Regions from separate parts of the Homo sapiens genome. Here region 1 is linked to region 2. A link is an interaction called in ENCODE POLR2A ChIA-PET data of the cell type or tissue named here. Cell type or tissue: K562. All regions are shown on one strand. Each heading gives the region's core, and the rest is flanking DNA. Links, peaks and the distances in the headings are about the cores only.

Region 1 (6,143 bases), core at 2,408-4,907, 160 kb after region 2:
ACTTGTACACAAATGTTCGTAGCAGCATTATTCATAATAATCAAAAGGTGGAAACAAACCAAAGCTCCATCAACTGATAGACAAGCAAAAGGTGGTGTATCCACACAATGGAATATTATTCAGCCATAAAAATGGAATGAAGTACTGATAAATGCTACAACATGGATGAACCTTGAAACATGCTAAGTGAAAGAAGCCACACATGTGATGCCATTTATACAAAATGTCCAGATAGGCAAATCTATACAGATAGAAATTAGATTGGTAGTTACTTTACACTGAAAAAGAAGGGGAGAGAGAGAGAGAGAGTAAATAGCTAAAGGATACAGGATTGGTTTCTTTCTTTCTTTTTTGACACAGGGTCTCGCTTTGTTGGCCAGGATAGAGTGCAGTCGCGTGGTCACAGGTTACTATAGCCTTGACCTAGGCTCAAGCAATTCTCCTGCCTCACCCTCCCAAGTAGCTGGAACCTCAGGGCCATGCCACAATTCCTGGCTAACTTTTAAATTTTTTGTAGAAACAAGGTTTCACTATTTTACCCAGGCTGGTCTCAAACTCCTAGGCTCAAGTGATACTCCTGCCTATACCTACCAAAGTGCTGAAATTACAGGTGTGAGCCACTGTATCCAGTCAAGGGTTTCTTGTTGAGGTGATTATTCTAAAAATTGACTTTGATGGTTATTAAACATATCTGTGTATATATTTTAAAAAGCTACCCTGGGAGGCCAAGGTGGGCAGATCACGAGGTCAAGATCGAGACCATCCTGGCCAACATGGTGAGACCCTGTCTCTACTAAAAACACAAGAATTAGCTGGGTGTGGTGGCGGGAGTCTGTGATCCCAGCTACTCAGGAGGCTGAGGCAGGAGAATTGCTTGAACCCGGGAGGCTGAGGCTGTGGTGAGCTGAGATCACGCCACTGCACTCCAGCCTGGCGAAAAAGTGAGACTCCATCTCAAGAAAAAACAAAACAAAACAAAAAAACACGCTGAATTGTACACTTTAAACGGGTGAAATGTTTGTAAATTATCTCTCTCTCTCTTTTTTTTTTTTTTGAGACAGAGTCTCTTTCTGTCACCCAGGCTGGAGTGCAGTGGCGCGATCTTGGCTCACTGCAGCCTCTGCCTCCTGGGTTCACGCAATTCTCCTGCCTCAGCCTCCCGAGTAGCTGGGATTACAGGCACACACCACCATGCCCGGCTAATTTTTTTTTTGTATTTTCAGTAGAGACGGGGTTTCACTATGTTGGCCAGACTGGTCTTGAACTCTTGACCTCGTGATCCGCCTGCCTCAGCCTCCCAAAGTGCTGGGATTACAGGCTTGAGCCACCGTGCCCAGCCATAAATTATATCTCAATAAAGCCTTGGTTCTTTTGAAGTTAAGTCCCTGGGGCAAGAAATATACTAGATGAACTTAGAACATATTGTAGTGCCAGGAAGTATGGAGCTAAACATTTTTTTACATGTAAATAATTAAGGTATGTCAAAGGGACACAGAAGCCAACTGAAAGAGCTCCCAATGCCCAAAGCTGGAAAAACATAAGCACCAAAATCGAAGTGCCATTGGGATTGTAACCCAAAATGTAAAATTAATATTCACAAGTCCATAGTGATATATACAAATGGGGAGAAGAGACAATCTCCCAAATAGAAGAATACCAAATAATTTATGTTGATACTACACCATCAAGGAGGTGGAAGATAACTCCCTACTCCTTCAGTGTGGGATACACTTAATGACTTGCTTCCATTGAGTATATTACGCAAAAAGGAGAAAACAGTGAGACACCTGGCAAACACTTTAGCCAGGTGATCAAGGTCAACAACAAGAGTGTTCTGTTGACAGTATATGCCCTTGATGTGATGTGATGAGAATGGCACTATCTTTGTGGTCTTCCTCCCCTCCAAACCCACAACCCCACTTTAATCATGCGAAGAACATTAAGCAAAGCTGGGCATGGTGGACTGTGCCTGTAATCCCTGCTACTTGGGAGACTGAGGCAAGAAGATCACTTGAACATAGGAGCTTGAGGCTGCAGTGAGCTATGATTATGCCACTATACTCCACCCTGGGCGACAGAGTAACACCCTGTCTCTAAAATAAAATTTTTAAATAAAATAAAAAATTTATTTTAAAAAAGTTAAGCCCTTTTTAGTATTTAAATATATTGCTAACAAGTAAAAAAAAATGCATGAATAATGATATGGTTTAAAATTTTTTTTTTTGAGATGGAGTCTTGCTCTGTTGCCCAGGCTGGCGTGCAATGGTGCGATCTCAGCTCACTGCAACCTCCGCCTCCAGGGTTCAAGCAATTCTCCTCCCTCAGCCTCCTGAGTAGCTGGGACTACAGGCATGTGCCGCCACGCCCAGCTAATTTTTGTATTTTTAGTAGAGATGGGGTTTCACCATGTTGGCCAGGATGGTCTCAATCTCTTGACCTCGTGATCCACCTGCCTCGGCCTCCCAAAGTGCTAGAATGATAGGCGTGAGCCACTGCGCCCAGCCGGTTTTAAAATTTTGACTGTTGGCCAGGTGTGGTGGCTCATGCCTATAATCCCAGCACTTTGGGAGACCGAGGTGGGTGGATCGCTTGAGTCCAGGAGTATCAGAGCAGCCTGGGCAACATGGTGAAACCTCGTCTCTACAAAAATTACAAAAATTAGCTGGCTGTGGCACACGTCTGTAGTCCCAGCTACTAAGGAGGCTGAGGTGGGAGAATCACTTGAACCTGTGAGGCAGAGGTTGCAGTGAGCCAAGATCGCGCCACTGTACTCCAGCCTGGGTGACAGAGTAAGACCCTGTCTCAAAAAAATAAAATAAAATTTTTACTGTTTTCAAAGACTGATTAGTGGTCTGGAAAATGATTATACTACTGTGTTGGATCAAAGATTCAGAATACCAAATGATATGATGTATATAAAATGTAATCCCAATTTTACTAGGAAAAAAATGTGCCAGGATGTTGACAGCAGATATCCCTGGGTAGCAGCATTACAGGTGAATGCTTTTTGCATAAATGTGCCTTTCTGTGTTTTCCAAATTTTCTCTAAAGAAAAAAAACTGAGATGATTATCAAACTATATTATTTGGGGATTACAAATTGTAGCAAGTTCAGGAGAAGCACAGATTCATTAGCCCTTGGAACAAAGCTGTTTCAGAATTCAGTATTTTTCAGATTTTAGAAAGGTAATACAGTGCATACATATGTGCATACATCCCTGGCGAGGTCTGGTGTGTACCAAGGAATCCAGCACTGATATTTCTGCAGCAAACATACAAATAATCACACTAGATGGGAAAAATACAGACTATGAATAGTCTCGTGGCAGTCCACGTCAGGTTTTGCCCCAAATGAGCTTACAAAAGATACCCAGAAAGGTCTGAAACCCTGAGCTGCAAATAAAGCACTGTGGACCTGTGGAAGGATCCTGAATGAGGAATGAGTTTCAACCGTTAGAACCAATTCCAGTGGCGACGAGCCCCTCCCTATAGTTTTGCTGAAGTAAGAACACTTTTATTTGTGGTGTGAGGGGTACAGACCATATTTAGAGATGAGAAGACATCAGAGGCAGAAGAAGGGGTAAAGAGAACTCACTTCTTCAGCAAAGGGTAAGGCTGAGCTCTCCTGTCAGAGAGGAGAGTGCAGGGGTCACCAGACAGCACTCTGAGGATCACTATATCTCAACCAAGCCCATCAAGTTTGTACTTCTGATATGTCTGATAATTTACTTGAGTTATGTCATTTAACAGGTCGGCCAAGCCTTGGAGATCTAGTCAGAATGCCTGCATGCATATTTTTAAAATTTAGATGTATACATACTTATAATGGAGAGTAAAGATTCAAAACCCAAAGAATTACTAGGATATTTTTAAAGAACAGGTGAGATTTATTAGGAATAGACATAGTGATCAAATGGTTATAGAAGACAGGAACACAACATTAAGCTCCAGTGTACTTATCCCCTTTATAATGTTGATACTTATGATACAGTATGTAAATAAAATATTACCTACCCTTACATTGTAGCAATAGGCTTACCTTTTAACATGGCTTTGCTACAACCAACAAGGTGGTGTCCACTCTAGGTAGTCCACATTCAGTTTCCAACCATCCCATTAAAATCCCTTCGTCTGTTTTGTGTTGCCATAACAGAATACCACAGACTGGGTAATTTATAGGAAAAGAAATGTATTTCTTATAGTTCCGTAAGCTGGGAAGTCCAAGGTCAAGAGGCCTGCATCTGGCAGAGGCCTTCTTGCTGTATCACCCCATGGCAGAAGGGCAAGCAAAGGCAGGAGCGTAAGAGACAGAGAGGGCCCAACTCACTTTTAGACCAACCCACTCTGTGATAATGACCTAAATCCATTCATGAGGGCAGAACCCCCATAGCCAAATCAGGTCTTTTTTTTTTTTTTCTTTTTTTCTCAGATGGAGTCTCACTCTGTCACCCAGGCTGGAGTGCAGTGGCGCGATCTCAGCTCACTGCAACCTCTGCCTCCTGGGCAGTGTGTTGGCAAGGTTGTGGAGAAACTGGAATCCTTTTGCCCTGTTGGTGGGAATGTGAAAAGGTGCAGCCACTTTGGAAACAGTATGGGAGGCTGAGTTGTGAGGATCACTTGAACTCAGGAGTTTGTGGTTCCTCAAAATTAAACACAGAATTACCATATGATCCAGTAGTGCCCTTCTGGGTTCCTACCCAAAAGAATCGAAAGCAGGGTCCCAAAGAGATAGTTGTACACTTATATTCATAGCAGCCTTATTCACAAGAGGCAAAAGCAACCCAAGTGTTCATCAACAGATGAGTGGTGTGTGTATTTACAATGGAGTATATTGTTCCACCTTAAAAAGGAAATTGTGACACATGCTACAACATGGATGAGCCTTAAGGCCATTATAGTAAGTAAAATAAGCCAATCATAAAAAGACAAACACTGTATGATTCCACTTACATGAGGTACCTAGAGCAGTCAGACTTCATAGAGACAGAAAGTAGAATGGTGGCTGCCAGGGGCTTGGAAGAAGGAAAAATGGAGAGTTATTTAATTGCTATAGAGTTTCAGCATTGCATGATGTAAACAGCCCTGGAGGCCAGGCACGGTGGCTCACGCCTGTAATCCCAGCACTTTGGGAGGCCAAGGCGGGTGGATCACGAGGCCAGCAGATGGAGACCATCCTAGCTAACAGGGTGAAATCCCGTCTCTACTAAAAACACAAAAAATTAGCCAGGCGTGGTGGCGGGCGCCTGTAGTCCCCGCTACTCAGGAGGCTGAGGCAGGAGAATGGCGTGCACCTGGGAGGCTGAGATTGCACCACGGCACTCCAGCCTGGGCGACAGAGCAAGACTCCGTCTCAAAAAAAAAAAAAAAAAAAAGAGCTCTGGAAATTGGTTGCACAATGTGAATCTACTTAATGCTACAGAACAGTACACCTAAAAATAGTTAAGATGGTAATTTTTTTTTTTTTTTTGAGATGGAGTTTTGCTCTTGTTACCCAGGCTGGAGTGCAATGGTGCAATCTTGGCTCACCGCAACCTCTGCCAGCCAGGTTCAAGTGATTCTCCTGGCTCAGCCTCCTGAGTAGCTGGGATTACAGGCATGCACCACCACGCCCGGCTAATTTTGTATTTTCAGTAGGGACAGGGTTTCTCCATGTTGGTCAGGCTGGTCTCGAACTCCCGACCTCAGGTGATCCGCCCGCCTCGGCCTCCCAAAGTGCTGGGATTACAGGCGTGAGCACCTGGCCAAGATGGTAAATTTTGTTATGTGTATATTACCATAATTTTTTAAAAAGGCTCCATGAAATTATCTATGTACATAGGTATCTAGCCTATATCCCACAGTCATTCACTCCAATACTTTATTCTCTACCCCATTCTGGGATGCATAAAGATTGCTCTTAGGATTACATAGTGATTTAGTTAATACAGTCATTTCAACACTCAAAAGACATGATCCTTGTTTCACCAGAGTAAAATGAGACTCTGAGAAGTTACAGGACATGCTCTAAGTCACCCAGCCATAAGTGTCAGAGCTGAATTTTCAAATGCAGTTACTAATTTGATAAATGAGATATGTTACCTTGCTGTTCTTAAAAAGGCTTGTAACTTCAGTGAGGAACTTATTCCTGTCTTCATTCATGTATTC
Region 2 (6,143 bases), core at 2,438-4,937:
TGGGGTTTACAGTCACAGCCACAGGCATGGTCATCTAGCAAAGCTCTGGCAGTGCAGCCTCCCCATTTTCAGGCAGGTCAAAAAAAGGGTTGGGGGAGGTGCATCCTTCGGAATCCAGGCAGTCCTGGCTGCCCAGCAGGGACCCTTAAACCCCAAGAGGTCCTTCCGCGTCTTCAGCAAAGCCCAGGTGCTGGGAAGGCACCCATGTTTTGAGGACAGGCCTCTAGGGCTGTGAGGGGAGTGCTCGCCCCGGATCTGGATGGAGTCACTTGCCCCCAGGAGGGAGCTGTCCCCTGGAGGAGTTCTGGCAGGGAGTGGGTGTAGGGAGAGGGGAGACAGCCGTGTTCACACATGGGTCCTCCTCTTGGGTGAGGCGGGGCAGGCCCCACATGGCGGGAAAGCCGACCTTTGCGCCGTTGTCAATCCTGCACCTGGACGTTTGTGGGGTGTAGGTGGCCAGCGCTGCTCCAGGGGCCTTGGGAGCCACTTCTTGCCAGAAGCCTGCACAAACTGGCATGGTCAGTCCTCGTTAGTGGAGTGAGGGCTCTGCTAGACCGCACCGCAGGAGTGCAGGCATCTTGTGTGCACAGCCCCTGCCCACGGGGGCCTGGCACCATACCTGTGCATGGGAGGAGCTTGGCAAAGCCTGCAGCGAGTGGGTGGGTGACTCGCTGAGTCTTTTTGCTGATCAATGTGCAGACAAGAGCTTCCTGCAGGAAGGTTGCTGCGAGGGTGAACTGGCTCATCGTCTGAGGCCCAGCCAGCTCCGCCTCTGTGGGAGCCACTGCTTTCAGCCAGTGGGGTGTACACTGCTGTCTCTCTCATTCCTCATGCCTCTCAAATCGTGCCATGGTCGGGGCCAGCTCCAGGCCTCCCTGCTTGCAGTCCCCTGTGCCAAGGCTTGGGGCAGGCATCGTAAAACCACTTCCTCCTGGCTATAGGCAGTGGAACAGCTAAATATCAAGGCCAAGAACTTCCGGGACCTGCTGACCGACGAGCCCTTCTCCCGGCAGGACATCATCACCCTCCAGGTGAGTGTCCCCTGCCTGCCTGCCCCAGCTGCCTTCAGCACCTGCAGCCAGCCCAGGCCTCTACAGGGCCCTACCCCCACGTCAGGGCCCCTCATATCTGTCCTCAAAGCCACCTGAGGCATCTGAATAGCCACTCTGCAGGCCTGGCTCTGCTTCAGCGCCTCGAGGGCAGGAGCTGGCATGAGCTCTGCAAAGACCCTGTATCTGGCACAGGGTCCCTGCAGGTGTCAGAGAACCCCAAGTGAATTAATGAAAAACACTGACTTAGAAAAGCAGGTGCTGGCTGGAGCGTGGCCTGCTGAGTCAATCACCTCTGTGGCTTGTCCCATTCTAACCAGAGGTCGGCCCACGGCTGCCCACGTTCCGGTCCGATAGCTCCCTAACAGCAATGAATGCTCGTTAGCCATGTGCCTGGAGGAAGGTCACAGCTCAGCCAGCAGCTAGCGAGGCTGCGTCCCCGTCCCTGCCCCTGCCCCTGTTTGCTGCCCTGCCTGGGGCAGACCACCTCCTCCCTCATGCCCTGCTTGACTCCCCCAACCTCAGTGTAGCCCTGGCCTCTTCCACACCTCTGACAGCTGGCCGTCCTTTGCTGCATGTGGCTGCCATTTGGCCGTAGGCTGGGTTCACTCTGCTGGGCATTCTCTTTTTGCCACAGGACCCCACCAATTTGGACAAGTTCAATGTCTCTAACTTCTATCATGTGAAGAATAACATGAAAATAATAGACCCAGGTATGTACACCTAGGGGCTGGGCTAGGCGAGGGGGCTTTTGGATGAAATTGGGACAGTGCTCCCTGGGTAAAGCCCCCGCTTTCCTGGAGGTCAGGGGGTCCCAGCCCAGACAGGCCCTGCATTTTCTGAACTAGTGTTCAGAGAATCTGAGCCAACTGCAGCCTCAGAAACAATGGGCGGGATAGACTTGCTGCCCTGCCAGCACACCTGCTCAGGTTCCCCTGCTCCCTGCAGACTGGCCGGTGCTGTCAGTGGGCAGGTGGTGGGGTGATGGGGTCCTCCTGTTTCCCTGGCCTCTGGTGGCTGTCCTGCAGCCTTGGAGGAGCCAGCAGGACTCATGTTCAGAGGTCACTCGGCCTTGTGCTGCAGAGCAGTGGCCTGGGCACTTTGTGAGCATTGTTTGAACGGGTTTTAGGTAGGCTGAGCACGTGAACTGGGGAAGATTTGAGTCAGGAGAGCCTGAGGTCAGGGTTGGGGCTGGGCCGTGTCTGTGCTCTCTGCACAGGGATGCCGGCCCCTCTCCACAGGGTGGGCTGCTGTCCAAGGCCCAGTAGGCAGCAGGCACCCTCCTGAGTCGGCAAGAATGGGTGATTTCACATCTGGAAAGACCCCCAAACACTTCTATTATTTTAAATAAAAATAACCTTTAAAATTACAGAAGCAAAGCAACTGGGTGTGGTGGCTTATGCCTGTAACCCCAGCACTTTGGGAGGCCAAGGCAGGCGGATTGCTTGAGCTCAAGAGTTCGAGACCAGCCTGGGCAACATGGGGACACCCTGTCTCTACAAAAAATAGAAAAATTAGCTGGGTGTAGTTGGTGCGCCTGTAGCCCCAGCTACTTGGGGGGCTGAGGCAGGAGAATCGATTGAGCCCAGGAGGTGGAGGCTACAGTGAGCTGAGATCTTGCAACCGCTTTCTAGCTGGGGCGACAGAGCTAGACCCTGTCTCAAAAGGCTGGGCGCGGTGGGTCACGCCTGTAATCCCAGCACTTTGGGAGGCTGAGGCAGGCGGATCACGAGGTTACAAGATTGTAACACAAAAAAATTAGCCGGGCGTGGTGGCGGGCGCCTGTAGTCCCAGCTACTCAGGAGGCTGAGGCAGGAGAATGGCGTGAACCTGGGAGGCAGAACTTGCAGTGAGCCGAGATTGCACCACTGCACTCCAGCCTGGACGATAGAGCGAGACTCCATCTCCACAAAAAAAAAAAAAAAAAAAAAGAAAAAAAAAGCAAAGCGTATACTCTAAAAAGATTAGAATATACAGATAAATATAAAATATACAAATCAACCTGAAGTCCATCCTGAGACCCTTGTGAACTGCCTGGGGAGACCTTCAGGCCTGTAGCGGGGCACTGTGGCATTCTGTGGCTGGCAGTGGCACGGTGCCTGCGCCATGGCTGGACGGCCCTGGGCTATTCTAGATCTGTGTCCCCAGCACGTGTGTGGGGAGGCTACTGGGGGCTCGGCGGCTCAGGGCCATGCTACTGTTTTGTAGATGAAGAGAAGGCCAAACAGGACCCGTCTTATTATCTGAAAAATACAAATGCCGAGACCCGAGAGACCCTGCAGGAGCTCTACAAGGAGTTCAAAGGGGACGAGATTCTGGCAGCCACCATGAAGGCCCCGGAGAAGAAGAAAGTGGACAAGCTGAACGCTGTGAGTGGCGGAGGGCACTCGGCCAAGCCCAAGCCCCGTCTTCCTGCCCATCTCATGGCCTCTTGGAGTGGTCCTGGGAAAGGGGCTCATGGGGGCCTGGGATACACGGCAGGGAGGCAGCCAGGATCCCCCAGAGCTGTGGTGCCCCTGATGGCTCTGAGTGCACAGCCCTGGGGCTGCCCTGAGGCAGATAGAATCTGAGAAGGCAGAAGGGGAGGGGCTGATGTCCACACTGGTCGTTGAAGAACCAAGGGGTGTGTGGGGGCATGTAGGGGAGATCCCTGCCACAGAAGGTCTGCCTTGTGCTGTGGTCCCAGCCTGAGCTCAGTAGCCAGGGCAGGCACGTTGAGCGGGCACATGTGGTTCTGTGGTGGCTGGGAGGGCAGGGCCCGATGTGCACTGGGGCCCAAAGCCATGCCAGGGAGAGTTGGGGCGTTTCATGGTCTGCTGCGGTGCTGACGTGGATGGCATGCCTGGGACTGCACGGTGCCACCTGTCTGGGGCTGTCGTGTTTGCTTCTTCCTCCTGTCAGGCAGAGCATGGGGATCTGGAGCTAGGGGGAGGGCAGAGACATGGGCAGGTAGCTCTGAAGTTCTCCTTCTTAAAGAATTATTCAAATTCTGGAAAATTTGAAAAAGAAAGCTTGTTGTCCAGTGTGTCACTCCGTCTAACACACTGCCCTTAGCACTTTGATATATTACTTTTTTTTTTCTTTTGGAAACAGGATCTTGCTATGTTGTCTAAGCTGGTCTTGAATTCCTGGCTTCAAGTGAGAGCCTCCTGCCTTGGCCTCCGAAAGTGCTGGAATTACAGGTGTGAGCCACTGTGCCTGGCTTGTATTTTCTTCTGATGGGAGAAACCCCTTTTTCTTCCTCTATGATAAAAAATAACATTTATTGGGGCTTTTCCCCGACCCCTGATTAAATATGTAATGTGTTTAGTGTAGAAAGTTTGAAACTTTTAAAAAGAAATGAGGCCAGGCGTGGTGGCTCACACCTGTAATCCCAGCATTTTGGGAGGCTGAGGCAGGAGGATTGCTTGAGGCCAGGAGATCAAGACTAGGTTAGACAACATAGTGAGACCTTATCTCTACAAAAAATCAGCCAGGCGTGGTGGCATGCGCCTGTCGTCCCAGCTACTCAGGAGGCTGAGGTCGGAGGGTCACTTGAGCCCAGGAGTTGGAGGCTGCAGTGCACCAGGATCACACACCACTGCACTCCAGCCTGGGTACAGAGCAAGACCTTGTCTCATAAAAAAATTAAAATAAAAATAAATGAGAAGTCAGCCATACACTCCTAACCCTGAGGTGGCCAGTCCTGTGTGGTATTTTATCTCCAGGGTTTCACCTGATATCATAAGAGTCGGGATCCAGTGGAGGCCAGGGGACCCTGGCTTGGCCTAGCCTTGGCTTCTTCCTCCTGCTGGTTGGGGAGGCCCTCCTGGAGGAGAGGCACCAAGCAGGGCCTGGGGGGCAGGGGTGGCGTGTGGTTGGCTTCTAGGCAAGCGACACGTCCCCACCCAACTGCCTCCCATGGCACTGCTGAGGTGCCACCCTGGTTTCCTTGGCAGGCCCACTATTCCACAGGGAAGGTCAGCGCTTCCTTCACCTCCACCGCGATGGTCCCGGAGACCACACATGAAGCAGGTAGCCACCTTGGCCTCTGTAGCCACCTGCCATGTGACCCAAAAGTGGCAGGGGGTGGGTGTGCTCCCCGACTCCCACTTTATTGGTCTGTCAGGGGCTCCCACTGTCACCTGAGCCCCTAGTCCTCCCCCTCTTAGCTGCTGAACCCCTGCCAGCCCCATGAGGCTGGGGTGAGCCTGTGCGTGGCCTAAGCAGACCCTCGGCCTCCAGCTCCCCTGCTCTCCCCAGAGCTGGAGCCTAGTCCCCGCCTGTGTGTCTGAGGTCGGTGCTGCCTGGCATGGTGGGGCTGCCCCAGGGTGAGGGCAGGGGCTGAGCTGGGACCTTGGCTTGTAGCTGCCATCGACGAGGATGTGCTGCGCTACCAGTTTGTGAAGAAGAAGGGCTACGTGCGGCTGCACACCAACAAGGGCGACCTCAACCTGGAGCTGCACTGCGACCTGGTGGGTGTGGAGGCCAGCCACTCCCCATGCCCCAAGGTCATCTCTGGGTCATCTGACAGCCATGTCTTAAATATAGGGCTGCCACTGGTATGTGCTTGTTGTAGGAAATTCAGCCTGTCACTAGGCGGGACCCGCAGCAGTGCCCTGTGTCCTTCCTAGGGGGCCGCGTTGGCAGCATGGCCTGCGCACAGGTGCCAGTGTCTCAGAGAAGGGGCCAAGCCGCACCTGCTGCTCTGCCCACACTTCTCCCATGCGCTGTACTCTGGGCCGTGCGGCTGCACGGGTCCTGTTGCTTAATGTTGTGGGTCCATCCGTGCCCAGTGTGGCTGGGCAGCTGACTCTGCTACATGTTAAAGACCAGCCTGGCCAACATGGGGAAACCCGTCTCTACTAAAACTACAAAAATTAGCCAGGCATGGTGGCGCATGCCTGTAGTCCTGGCTACTCGGGAGGCTGAGGCAGGAGAATGTCTTGAACCTAGGAGGCGGAGGTTGCAGTGAGCCAAGATCGCGCCACAGCACTCCAGCCTGGGCAACAGCAAGACTCCACCTCAAAAAAAAAAAAAAAAAAAAAGCCTCCTGTGGCTGTGGTGAGCTGCCTTTGGCAGCTCTCTGCTTCATACAAGTATTGGGGCTATGTT

The links. Peaks named below come from ENCODE experiments on the same cell type or tissue, not always from the same donor. Only the 100,000 strongest peaks of a DNase experiment are listed, where the experiment ranks them.
Region 1: POLR2A ChIA-PET joins it to region 2 with 5 read pairs; 4 of 35 experiments call an interaction of 5 or more read pairs at or near these places.

What each region holds. Positions count from the first base shown.
Region 1 is chr22:21,839,787-21,845,929 of GRCh38, forward strand. All of the region lies in intron 1 of MAPK1 (mitogen-activated protein kinase 1), which reads right to left. Among named protein-coding and RNA genes, the nearest start is that of MAPK1, 25 kb to the right of the region's middle. In K562, for the core only: no CTCF peak of the experiment used is centred there; a DNase peak (open chromatin) is centred at 3,524.
Region 2 is chr22:21,681,496-21,687,638 of GRCh38, forward strand. PPIL2 (peptidylprolyl isomerase like 2) reads left to right here. Exons shown (of 20, transcript NM_014337.4): 8 at 942-1,031; 9 at 1,687-1,762; 10 at 3,258-3,418; 11 at 4,988-5,063; 12 at 5,397-5,503. Among named protein-coding and RNA genes, the nearest start is that of PPIL2, 19 kb to the left of the region's middle. RefSeq lists enhancers at 1-436, 5,381-5,881. In K562, for the core only: no CTCF peak of the experiment used is centred there; no DNase peak of the experiment used is centred there.